4 separate regions of the Homo sapiens genome follow, and regions 1, 2 and 3 are each linked to region 4. A link is a contact called in ENCODE Hi-C or POLR2A ChIA-PET data. All regions are on one chromosome and are shown on one strand. The core of a region is the stretch at or near the end of the contact, and the rest is flanking DNA. Distances in the headings are between cores, read along the strand shown. Region 1 holds the start of IFITM1 (interferon induced transmembrane protein 1). Region 2 has its middle 9.7 kb from the start of NLRP6. Region 3 holds the start of PGGHG (protein-glucosylgalactosylhydroxylysine glucosidase). Region 4 holds the start of CRACR2B (calcium release activated channel regulator 2B).

Evidence for each region. Hi-C counts contacts between places; a loop is a spot of excess contacts on that map. ChIA-PET counts read pairs that join two places held with the same protein, here RNA polymerase II (POLR2A). Pooled maps may share reads with other maps.
Region 1: a loop to region 4 is called in a pooled map, with 3 times the contacts of the local background. The contact joins the promoter of IFITM1 here to the promoter of CRACR2B in region 4. A Hi-C loop is called at or near these places in 4 of 50 pooled maps. POLR2A ChIA-PET finds 5 or more read pairs at or near these places in 3 of 52 experiments (H1, OCI-LY7 and activated B cell).
Region 2: a pooled map shows a loop between it and region 4 (4-fold over the local background). The contact joins the enhancer-like site here to the promoter of CRACR2B in region 4. A Hi-C loop is called at or near these places in 2 of 50 pooled maps. POLR2A ChIA-PET finds 5 or more read pairs at or near these places in 2 of 52 experiments (CD4-positive, alpha-beta T cell and CD4-positive, alpha-beta memory T cell).
Region 3: a loop to region 4 is called in a pooled map, with 2.4 times the contacts of the local background. The contact joins the promoter of PGGHG here to the promoter of CRACR2B in region 4. A Hi-C loop is called at or near these places in 1 of 50 pooled maps. POLR2A ChIA-PET finds 5 or more read pairs at or near these places in 3 of 52 experiments (CD4-positive, alpha-beta T cell, H1 and activated CD8-positive, alpha-beta T cell).

What each region holds. Positions count from the first base shown.
Region 1 is chr11:312,790-315,289 of GRCh38, forward strand. IFITM1 (interferon induced transmembrane protein 1) reads left to right here and starts at 1,251. Exons shown (of 2, transcript NM_003641.5): 1 at 1,251-1,567; 2 at 2,133-2,483. The coding sequence starts at 1,382. The coding sequence ends at 2,324. RefSeq lists enhancers at 636-1,191, 1,192-1,747, 1,215-1,554, 2,085-2,244.
Region 2 is chr11:267,028-270,417 of GRCh38, forward strand. No RefSeq gene overlaps it. Among named protein-coding and RNA genes, the nearest start is that of NLRP6, 9.7 kb to the right of the region's middle. RefSeq lists an enhancer at 2,453-2,522. Within about 2 kb of position 1,889, at least 26 of the 41 ENCODE cell types and tissues checked have a DNase peak (open chromatin) inside an H3K27ac peak, as active enhancers do; they include CD4-positive, alpha-beta T cell, where a contact is called at or near this core.
Region 3 is chr11:287,876-290,375 of GRCh38, forward strand. PGGHG (protein-glucosylgalactosylhydroxylysine glucosidase) reads left to right here and starts at 1,251. Exons shown (of 14, transcript NM_025092.5): 1 at 1,251-1,364; 2 at 1,929-2,200. The coding sequence starts at 1,942. RefSeq lists enhancers at 1-427, 428-957 and silencers at 841-1,370, 1,381-1,440.
Region 4 is chr11:826,134-829,168 of GRCh38, forward strand. It overlaps CRACR2B (calcium release activated channel regulator 2B), which reads left to right and starts at 1,786. Exons shown (of 9, transcript NM_001286606.2): 1 at 1,786-2,639; 2 at 2,719-2,830. The coding sequence starts at 2,475. RefSeq lists silencers at 889-1,508, 1,749-1,838 and enhancers at 1,209-1,747, 2,288-2,825, 2,826-3,035.

The sequences.
Region 1 (2,500 bases), core at 1-2,500, 510 kb before region 4:
ACCAGTAATTTTAAAGCTAGCTTATTAAAGATTCTACTTAAGTCACATGAACGTGAAAAGCATTTAGGCTTATTATTTAATTTATGAGTACTCTTTAAGTTTAAGCTAAATTTGGTAACTTGTGGCCAAAAACACATAACGAAATATGTGTATGTGCACATATACACACATACACACTCAAGCAAAAGTATGGTTTTACTTCAGAACTCCAGCCATGAGATAGTAATACAAATTCATTGGTTTACACAAACAATAAAAAGAAATGGTTGGATGCAAACAGTGGATTTTATCTCTGTAGAAAAGTAACAGCAGACTTAAAGCAGGCAGAAACGAAAGCAGAAAGAGAACTTAAGAACATTACATTAATAATTGCAGGCCCACCTTTGGGCTCTGATTTTTCCTTTATGTAATTTGCAATTTGTAATTCATGATCCTTGTGCCTGAGGGCTCCCTTCTGCTACTCAGTCTACAATTCCCCGTCCCTGTGAAGGGGCACCCAGGCCTGACAGCCCCAGACTTGGCTTTGCCAACCCTCCAGGTCTCTCCTGCATGGCTAGGACCCAACGCCTAGGTCATCCAGCACTCACCCCAACCAAAGCCATGGGAATTGCTGGGACCCGGAAGGTAGGGGGTGGCACATGTGTGCCCTGTGCTCTGAAGCTGCCCCTACAGGCCCTGGAATCCTCCCCGTGTCTCAACACACTACCCTCTGGGGAGTCAGTTCTCCCCAGAGTCCCCGTTCCTGGGCCTGGAGGGCTGCTTTGGGGCAGGAAACTTTGGCCACCAGGCCTCTGACCTGCACCAGGAGACACTGGGAGGTTTAGTCCCCAAACCCGCACAGAGCAGGACTGCAGCCTGAGGAAAGAGCAAGGATTTCAGGAGAGAGGCCTGCGACAAGTGAGGTGAGGGCTTTTGGGGGATTGTCCTGGCGCCTGGAGTGTGGGGGCCTGGCAGGGGCCCTGAACCGGGACAGTGAGGTCCTGTACTTGCTGGCCTGGGGTGGACAGAACCCAAGCCTGGGTAAAATCCCCAGGGCCCCCTAAACCCAACACTTAGGAAGTCACTAGTCCTGACTTGAGTTTCTGATGAGGAAGCCTCTCTCCTTAGCCTTCAGCCTTTCCTCCCACCCTGCCATAAAGTAATTTGATCCTCAAGAAGTTAAACCACACCTCATTGGTCCCTGGCTAATTCACCAATTTACAAACAGCAGGAAATAGAAACTTAAGAGAAATACACACTTCTGAGAAACTGAAACGACAGGGGAAAGGAGGTCTCACTGAGCACCGTCCCAGCATCCGGACACCACAGCGGCCCTTCGCTCCACGCAGAAAACCACACTTCTCAAACCTTCACTCAACACTTCCTTCCCCAAAGCCAGAAGATGCACAAGGAGGAACATGAGGTGGCTGTGCTGGGGCCACCCCCCAGCACCATCCTTCCAAGGTCCACCGTGATCAACATCCACAGCGAGACCTCCGTGCCCGACCATGTCGTCTGGTCCCTGTTCAACACCCTCTTCTTGAACTGGTGCTGTCTGGGCTTCATAGCATTCGCCTACTCCGTGAAGGTGCGTATGGCCCTGGCGGAAATCCAGGGGGTGCCGGTGAGCCTGGGGCTCCACCTGCCCACATGCTGCCTGGGGTGGGGACTTGTGTGTCCCTGTGACTGTGAGTTTGTGTGCACCTCTGCCCCGTGTGTGCTCACGTCAGTAGCTTTGTCTGTGTGATCTGTGTGTGTGTGTGGCTTTGGGGAATCTGCCCAGTGCAGGTCTAGGAGGAGGCTCCAGGAGGCTGGCTGGCTGGCTCAGAGTCTGTCCCTGGCTATCCATTAGCCCAGAGCAATTCTCCCTATAGCCCAGTAAGAAATTACACCCTCACCTTCCAGACTGGCACCCAGGCTCTCCCAGAAAGTGAGAAGGGAACTCACAGGTGACTTCACCCCATGGTGGGGAGAACAGCCTGTGCTGGGGCCAAGGCAGAAGGAGGATGAGCCCCGAGGCTCCTGGAGAGTCTGAGCCCGGGTGAGGAAGGGGAGGAGGTGGTCCCTGATCTCAGGGCGGGGAGGAGACGGAGCCATAGCACGCGGCTCTCAGCTGGGGGATCCTGGTCCCCTCACCATCTCCTCTCCCCCAGTCTAGGGACAGGAAGATGGTTGGCGACGTGACCGGGGCCCAGGCCTATGCCTCCACCGCCAAGTGCCTGAACATCTGGGCCCTGATTCTGGGCATCCTCATGACCATTGGATTCATCCTGTTACTGGTATTCGGCTCTGTGACAGTCTACCATATTATGTTACAGATAATACAGGAAAAACGGGGTTACTAGTAGCCGCCCATAGCCTGCAACCTTTGCACTCCACTGTGCAATGCTGGCCCTGCACGCTGGGGCTGTTGCCCCTGCCCCCTTGGTCCTGCCCCTAGATACAGCAGTTTATACCCACACACCTGTCTACAGTGTCATTCAATAAAGTGCACGTGCTTGTGATGATGCTGTGACTTCAT
Region 2 (3,390 bases), core at 639-3,138, 560 kb before region 4:
ATTAACATATTCAGTCATTGCCTATAAAATTTAAAATAATGCCAGTGGGGGAAGCCCTCTGGCGCTTCCATTGCCTGTTTGAAAGTTACTGGGCTCACTTGTTCGGGAAACATCAGCTGCTCCCACTGGGTGCCAGGCCCTGTTCTAGGTGCTTGGGAAGTGTCAGTGAGCAAAACAGACAAATCTCCAGCCCACATGGAGGGGTGAGGAGCAAGGAGGAGGAGTGAGGAGCAAGGAGGAAGGGCAAGGAGCGAGGAGGAGTGGGGAGAAGTGAGGAGGAGGGGGGAGGAGCGAAGAGGAGGGGGAGGAGCGAGGGGGAGGAGCGAGGAGGAGGGGGAGGAGCGAGGAGGGGGGAGGAGCGAGGAGGGGGGAGGAGCGAGGAGGGGGGAGGAGCGAGGAGGGGGGAGGAGCGAGGAGGAGGGGGGGCGAGGAGGAGGGGGAGGGGCGAGGAGGGAGGGGAGGGGGAGGGAGAGGGGAGGAGCAACGAGGAGGGGGGAGGAGCAAGGAGGGGGGAGGAGCGAGGAGGGGAGGAGGGGGAGGGGCGAGGAGGAGGCGGGAGGAGCTGGACAGGACATCGTGCCAGCCCGAGGGCGGAATGAACTTCAGAGAAGTTTGAGAGCAAAAGGTGCTTTGCTGCTGTTAGACCCTGAAATTCCACGGGTCCCTGGACAGTTTTGGGAGCCGGGAGGGTGAAGAGAGTGGATCAAGCTTCGTGGGGTGGACCCGGAAGAGATGGGGCAGTGAATGGTTCTGGGGGACTGCGGGAGCCTCCGGGGAGTGATTTTTTGCCCTGAGGGGAATCACCGCAGCGGGGACAAGGCTGGGGGAAAACACTTCCTTCTGCAAGGGCACTGCTGAGCCTCACTTGCTGGAGCTTGCACTGTGCAACGGTAAATTCACGTTGTGTGCCCTCACCTGAGCTTCTGATGAGGACGCTGGAGGGCTTGGCCCTTTGAAGTCCTCACCTGTCCCTCCTTGGGCTGGGGGTGGTGACTAGGAGGGGCTGCACGGCTGCTGCCCGGGTTGGTCCCGGCCATCCCAGCTCCCTGGTAAATAGGCTTCTCAAACTAGGATACCTGGGCCTTGGGCGTTACCTGCAAACCCTGTTCCTCGCTCTAGTTCCCCACTTCCATCCCTCCTCTTGCCTCAGCCCTTCTCATCTCACACGCCACATGGGATCCACCCTTTTTACGCATGTGCAGAGCGTGGCCCCTCTCTGATTCCCTTCCCCTCAGGAGAGCCGGACGTCTCCCTCCCTCACACCCTCCCCAGCCCCACAGCAGCCCAGGGAGCCTTGCCCGCTCCTCGGCCCCCCTGGCTCTCCCAGCCACCCAGGCCTCCTGTGTCCTGAGTGGGCCAGCTCCTGCCAGACCACGGCCCTGCCCTGCACCTGACTGCGTCCCCACCGCGGACCTGCCCCCTCGTTTATTCTCCTCTCTCCGCTCTGCTCTGTCCTTGGCACTGTTTTTGTTTGTTTTTTGTTTTTGTTTTTTGAGACGCAGTCTCGCTCTGTCACACAGGCTGGAGTGCAGTGGCGTGATCTCTGCTCACTGCAATCTCTGCCTCCTGGGTTCAAACTATTTTCTTGCCTCAGCCTCACGAGTAGCTGGGATTACAGATGCCCGCCACCACGCCTGGCTAATTTTTGTATTTTTAGTAGAGACGGGGTTTCACCATGTTGGCCAGGCTGATCTCGAACTCCTGACCTCAAGTGATCCGCCCGCCTCTGCCTCCCAAAGTGCTGGGATCACAGATATGAGCCACCGCGCCCCGCCCTTGGCACTGTTTAATCCATGTGTTGTTTATTTATGTATCCTGTTTATTTTCTGTCTCCCAACAAAGACGTAGCTCCTTCTGGGTAGGGCATTTTGTTCATGCTCTCAGATGCCGCCTACCGCCCTAGAGCAGGAAATAGCGGTCAGCGCCAGCTGTGAGGAGCACAGCATTGCGGCCAACACAGGAGGCACTGACCACGGGGCAGGCGCTATTTAAAAATCGTGGCAAAGGATCAGACGTAACAGAACTCTTTTTGTTTTAATCATTTTTAAGTGTGCAGTTCAATGATGTTAGTTACATGCACAATATTGTGTAACCATCACCACTATTTCCAAAATCCTTTCTATCCGTCAGACAGAAACTCCGTCCCCATTAAACAGCAACTCTGCATTCCTCCGTCCCCCCAGCCTCTGGTCACGTGTCTCATCTACTTTCAGTCTCTACGGATTTGCCTGTTCTAATTATTTCATAGAAGTGGATTCATACAGTACGTGTCCTTCTGTGTCAGGTTCATGTCACTCAGCGTGATGTGCCCAAGGTTCACCCATGCGTCGGGCTCTCATTCCTGAATCGCATTTCTCTGTACGGATAGACTGAGTTTTGTTTGTCTGTTCACCTGTTTAGGAACACTTGGTTGCTTCCACATTTTGACTGTTATGAATAACGCTACTAGCAAAGTGAACACGAGTGTGGTTTCAGTTCCTGTTTTCAATTCTTCCGCGTCTTTTAAGAAAAAACAAACTGTTTTCAACAGTTGCATCATTTTACCGTCCCACCAGCAACATGGGAGGCTTCCCATCACTTGTTTTCTTCATGTTTGTTTTGTTTAGTTGCATAATAATTGCCATCCTAGTGGAGGTAAGAAGGTATCTCACTGTTCTTTTCATTTGCATTTTTGTAATGACTAACGAGGTTGGGCAACTTTTCACGTGCTTGTCAGTCATTCGCATCTTTTTTTTTTTTTGAGAAATGTCTATTCAAGTCCTTTGCTCATTTTGAAATTGTGCTGTTTGGGTTTTGGTTGTTGATTTGAAGGAGTCCTTTTTATATTACGTATATGAATCCTTACCAGATATATGATTCGCAAACATTTTCTCCCATTCTGTGGTGATCTCTTCAGCCCCTTGATAGTGTCCTTTGATGCACAAAAGATTTTAATTTTGATGAAGTACAATTTATCTTTTTGTTGTTGTTGTCATTGCCCATGCTTTTGGTGTTATATCTAAGAATCCAAGGTCGGCCGGGCACGGTGGCTCACGCCTGTAATCGCAGCACTTTGGGAGGCCGAGGCAGGTGGATCACTTGAGGTCAGGAGTTTGAGACCAGCCTGGCCAACATGGTGAAACCCCATCTCTACTAAAAATACAAAAATTAGCCGGGCATGGTGGCAGGCGCCTGTAATCTCAGCTACTAGGTAGGCTGAGGCAGGAGCATCGCTTGAACACAGGAGGTGGAAGTTGCAGTGAGCCGGGATCGCGCCATTGCAATGCAGCCTGGGTAATGGAGCAAACTCCGTCTCAAAAAAAAAAAAATAATAATAATAATCATCATCATCATCATCCAAGGTCATGAAGATTTCCCTACATTTTTTCCTAAGTGTTTTATGGTTTTAGT
Region 3 (2,500 bases), core at 1-2,500, 540 kb before region 4:
AGTTGCAGGAGGGGGTTTGCGCCGGGTGGAGCTTGCGTGAGGAGCGCTTTTGGATCGTCCTCCGTGAGTTGGGCGCCATGGCTGCCTTCTGGGCAGAGTGCAGGGCCTGCCTTAAATGTTGTGGGGGTTCTGTTCTCAACAAAGGCGTAAGTTGGGAGCGACTGAGCCACTCCAGGAGGAGGTGTGGGCCCACGGCGTGTTGGAGGTGGAGCCACAGGACCTGTCCATAGGTTGGATGCTGTGTGGGTGACAGAGAGAAACCGGGGCTCACGGCCTGGGCAGCGGGACGGGCGGAGTCGTCCTCACCTGTGCTGGGGACCCTGTGGGAGCAGCAGGCTTCCGAGCACGTGCTGGACCCCGGCGTCTCCGGCTGCACCGAGTGGTCAGGACATTGAGGCCGGGTCAGGGAGCGTGAGATACCGGGACGAGCGGGCCCAGGGCTGAGCCCAGCGGCGTCCGGGTGGGCGGTGGCGTTGAGATGGGAATTGGGAATTGCACCGGTGGTCTCAGGAGGATGGAAAACCCAAGCAGCAGCTGCACCAGGACCGAGGCAAAGGGACCGCAGTTTAACAGAAAACCCAAAACGAGAGCGAGAAAACGGCCAAACACCCGTGCGAGTGAGACGTCCATGAGCCTTCCCGGCAAAACGCCCAATAAGGGAGAAGGGGCAGGCGCGGCGGGGGCCGGGGTTCCCTGAAGTCCCCTTCGTTTCCAGAATCCCTAAAGATCATTCCGCCCCCCAGGGAGGAAACCCAAGCTCCGCCGAGCGCGGCGGGTCTGTGCCTTCGCTTCGCTTCCAGCCTCTCGCTTCCTTCTGACCCGACCCCGAGTTCTTTCTCCGGACGGTGTCGAGAACCCGGGCGCCGGCTGGGGCTGGAGTCTCGCTGGCCTCGGAGCGCCCCCGAGCCCTCGGGCGACAGCGAGGCGAGGACCCAGGTGGAGGCGGCCGGGGGCGCGGGCGGAGGGAGGAGGCGCGGGAGGGAACCCCCGGCCCGCGGGCCCCACCCACAGCCGCCCCGGGACGCAGCTCGGGGTCCAGGCTCGAGCTTTGCTCACTCAGGGCGCTTCGTGCAGGGAACGCCAGGCCCCCGGACGCGACCCACGCGGCCGCTGCCAGCGGGGACCGAGGGGAGCCGGGGCCGCGGCCGCGAGTCCACGTCCCGCCCCCGGGCCCGGCCCAGCGACCGCCCCCGCCGCCCAGGGACCGCCCCCGCCTCCCAGCGACCGCCCGGGCCCTCGGGGCGGGGACCGCGGACCTTCCTGGTGGCGCGGCAGCCGGGCGGCTCCTCCTTCCTCCCGGCCCTGGCGTGGAGCAGAGGGACACAGGTTCCCACGCTGGCGCCCGGCGACCGGGTGGGGCTGCGGTGAGTCCCAGAGGCCCCCGCCCCGCAGCTCCCGGCCGCCCCGGCCCGTCCCCCCAGCCCCCGGTCGCCCCATCCTCCCTCCCCCACCCGCGCCTGCCCCAGCCGCCTACACCCCCGAGACCCCCACCCGCCCGGCGCCCCGGCAGCCCCGGACTCCCTCCCCCATCCCGCCCAGCGCTCCCCCCACCCTCCACACACGCCCGCCCCCACGTGCCACCAACAGACGCAGGTCCCGACCACAGAGGGTGGGGGCAAGACCGGGGTTGTGGGGGGTGCGTTTGGAAAGCAGGGTTAGGACTGGAATTCTAAGGTAGCAGGAGGGAGAGACACACTCAGGGGCTCAGCTGGGTTCCTGGAGATCAACCTTTGGGGTCTGAGCCCCTCTGAGAGTCGAGCTCCTTTCCTGCGAGGCCCCGTCTAGGAGGGGCCTCAGGAAAATCGGGGCTGCCCAGCTGGTTCCGCAACTCCCCCCAGTTCTGAGGGAGGCTTCAGGGGATTACAGACGGTCTCAAGAGGGAGGCCCAGCCAGTCCCGCGGCCCCTGACACCCCATCAGGCCGCTCAGGCCCAGCAGCTCCATGGAGGACGCCGGCGAGGACCCCACCACGTTTGCTGCCCACTCTCTGCCCAGTGACCCCCGTCTCTTGGCCACTGTGACCAACGCATACCTGGGCACACGAGTGTTTCACGACACGCTGCACGTGAGCGGCGTGTACAATGGGGCTGGCGGGGACACGCACCGGGCCATGCTGCCCAGCCCCCTCAACGTCCGGCTGGAGGCCCCTGCAGGGATGGGGGAGCAGCTGACCGAGACCTTCGCCCTGGACACCAACACAGGTAGCGCCACCTGGCCTGCCTCACCCCTGCCCCAGGCATTGTTCCAGGTCGGTGGGGCAACCACAGCATCGAATCCCACCAGCACCTCCTGAGTTTACACAGGAAGTCTCACTAAGACAGGAGGCCCCAGAGGCCCGCAGGGTCCCCCCTTCCCTCCACCTGGAGGCCTCCTGTGCAGCTGTAGCGGGAACGAGCAGCCGAGGGCCCAGAGGGATCCGCCTCATTGTGGGGAGAGGCAGCGGTCGGGTGGTCCACTCCTGCCCCAGAGAGGCCATAGCTTGGCAACCCACCTGCCTTCGC
Region 4 (3,035 bases), core at 536-3,035:
AGGTCCTGTCCTATAAGCCCAGCCTTTTGTGGTTCAGCTGGGTCGCACGCTGGATCCCAGGCCCCTTCCTTGAAAAGCAGAGGCCTTGTACCCCCCAGGGTTGCCGGGCGGGACAGTGATTCCAGCCCTTCAGGTGGGTGCAGGGGCCAGGCTGGGGCTGGGGCTGGGGAGGGCTCCTCGGTCTGGGGTGGAATTTTCTCCCCCCACAGGAGGGTTTCACTCGGGCCTCAAGCAGCTCCTCCTTCCAATCCTCCCCCAAGGGGAGCCCCAGTCAGGGCTGGGCCCCAGAAGGAGAGCCAGGAGGGGCTACTGAGGTGGGACCTGCCTGAGTCCCCAGCTCGTTCACCCATACATATACACTGAATACTGCTAAGTTAAACATTTTCTAGCATTACACGTTCATTGTTTTGTTTTGAGATGGAGTTTCGTTCTTGTTGCCCAGTGCAATGGCACAATCTCGGCTCACTGCAAACTCTGCCTCCCGAGTTCAAGTGATTCTCCTGGCTCAGCCTCCCAAAGTGCTGGGATTACAGGCGCCCACCACCACACCTGGCTAATTTTTTGTATTTTTAGTAGAGACGGGGTTTCGCCATGTTGGGCAGGCTGGTCTCGAACTCCTGACCTCAGGTGATCTGCCCCTGTCTCAGCCCCCCAAAGTGCTGGGATTACAGGCGCCCGGCCTACATGTTTATTGTTTAAAAACCGGGAAAGTATAGAGAAGAAAGTAAAGGCTCCCCACCCCTAGAGATAACCGCTGAAAGTATTTGGTCTGTTTCCTGCCCGGCTTTTTCCTACACACACTTTTTGGCGCCTTAAGTCGGGCTCCCCCCGGACAGGAGGGGCCCCTCCCAGGCGCTGGTGTCTGCGCCCGCCCCCCGCAGCCTTGTCCCTGCTCCGGGGGGTCCCTGGGTCTCTGGGGCATATCGTTGCTTCACTGCTCGCTCGAGCCTCCAGGGATCGGGCCGCCGGGGCAGCGCAGAGAGGCGGGGACAGGCGACAGCGGCGCAGAGTGGCTCCTCCCGGGGCCGGCCCAAGCGGGGGTCTCGGTGCCTGCGAAGCGGCAGGGGTCGCTCGGGGCCCAGTGCCCTCTACGTCCCGTCCGGGTCCCAGCTGGGGCGGGGCGCGCCCAGTGTTTCCGGGAGGAGCGGCCCGGGCGCGCGGCAGGTGCGGCGGCGCAACTCGCGGGTAGGCGACCGCTGGTCCCGCCGCTGAGGCCCCTCCACTGCCGCCCGCCCGGCACCCCCTCCGGGCCGCCGTGGCCCGCGCCAAACCTGAGCGTCTCGGTCGGGAACTCCGGTTACCCCCTCGGGGCGCAAGGCGGCAGGGGTAAGGGCGGGGTTGTCCCCCAGAGTTTCGGGGAGCACAGGAGGCTGGCCGCCCCACCCCACCAGCCCATCCTCCCACCTCCCTGGGGCCCTGCTGCCGCGCGGCTTCCGGCTGGGGTGGACCTCAGGTCTAGCCGGCAAGCCGGAGGGCGGGCGAGACAACAACGTGGCCTGGAGGCAATGGCCCTGGCCTCTCGTGTCCCCTTCTCTCACCCGCCCAGACTTGCCCTCTTTGGAGGTCGCCCGGGCTAAGGAACATGGAAGGACGCTGGGTGGAGAGTGAGGGGAGAGGATCCCAGCTCCCCGGTGGGGGAAGGCGGGTGTTGGTGGGGAGCAGCTTTGGGAAATCCGGGATCAGGACATTGTGTGAAGGACAGGTGGCTCTGGTTAGGGGGCGGGGCGTCCCTGCAAGGAGGTGGGAAGGGAGGCCCCAGGGAGTTCTGAAACGGGGAAGGGCCTCAGTGTTGTGGGGCAAGGGTGTTAGGTCTCGAATCTGGAAGTGTTCCTGAGTGGGGCGTCAGAGGCGAAGGGCTCTGCAGGCTGGGACCTTGCCCCTGCACTCTGTGGGCTCAGTTGTGGGGAGGGAGGGGCCGGTGGGCAGGAGGGAGAAGTCTGCCCTGCCTGCCAGCTGTCATGAGGCTGGGCCACACAGGCCCAGGCCAGGGGCTAAGGACTTGGTCAGGACTGGCTGAGCCCTCACTTGGGATCAGATCTCCAGTTGCAGAGTGTGAGGGGCTCCTCCCTCACTGACCCCAAGCCTGCTCCTCTCAGCTTTCAGGACCCCACCTTCCTTATCACCAGGTCTTCTCCACTGGCCCCTGAGATTGCCATCACCTCCAGCTCCTCCTCTCCTGAAGTTGGCAGCCCCTCCTGGGTTCCAGCCTCCTGAGATGCCAGACCCACTGGGGCAGTACCCACAGGCCCTGAGCCTACATCAACCACCCCAGTGACACCCCAAGCCTGCAGCATTTTCCACCCCCAGCCCCCTGGTCCCACCTTGCCTTCCGCCCACCTTCCCACCTGCTGCAGGGAGGGCCCTCGGCTGAGCCTTCAGACACACTTGCACCCCATCCGCTCCCCTCCTGAATTTCTTCTGACCCTCCCTTGGCTTCACAGCACCTGAAGGCCAGGCTGAGGCCCCCTGCTCTCATGGCCAGCCCTGGAAAGCCTGGGGCTGATGAGGCCCAGGAGGAGGAGGGGGAACTCGAGGGGGGCTCTGCAGGGCCGCGGGCTGCAATACTGGAGCAGGCTGAGGAGCTGTTTCTGCTGTGTGACAAGGAGGCTAAGGGCTTCATCACCAAGCACGACCTGCAGGTGAGTCCCCCACCCCAAGAGACTGCTTCGGCCCTGGGTTGACCGCAGCGGCTCATCTCTGCTCTCCTTCCCCGACCAGGGTCTCCAGAGCGACCTGCCCCTCACGCCAGAGCAGCTGGAGGCTGTGTTTGAAAGTCTGGACCGGGCTCACACTGGCTTCCTCACCGCCAGGGAGTTCTGCCTGGGCCTGGGTGAGCCTGTGGCCTGCCTATCCCCCACTGCCCAGAGCTGGAGGCCTGATCAGGAGGCCTGGCACTTGTGGCGCCCTGAGGGCTGCCGGTGCCTCTCGTCCTCCTCCCTCCAGGGCCCGTGCTTTGTCTGCACGCACTCGCGCCTGGGGGCTCCTAGCTGCGGTGGAGTGTGTGGAGCTGACCTTCCTGGCCCCCAGCTCCTCTC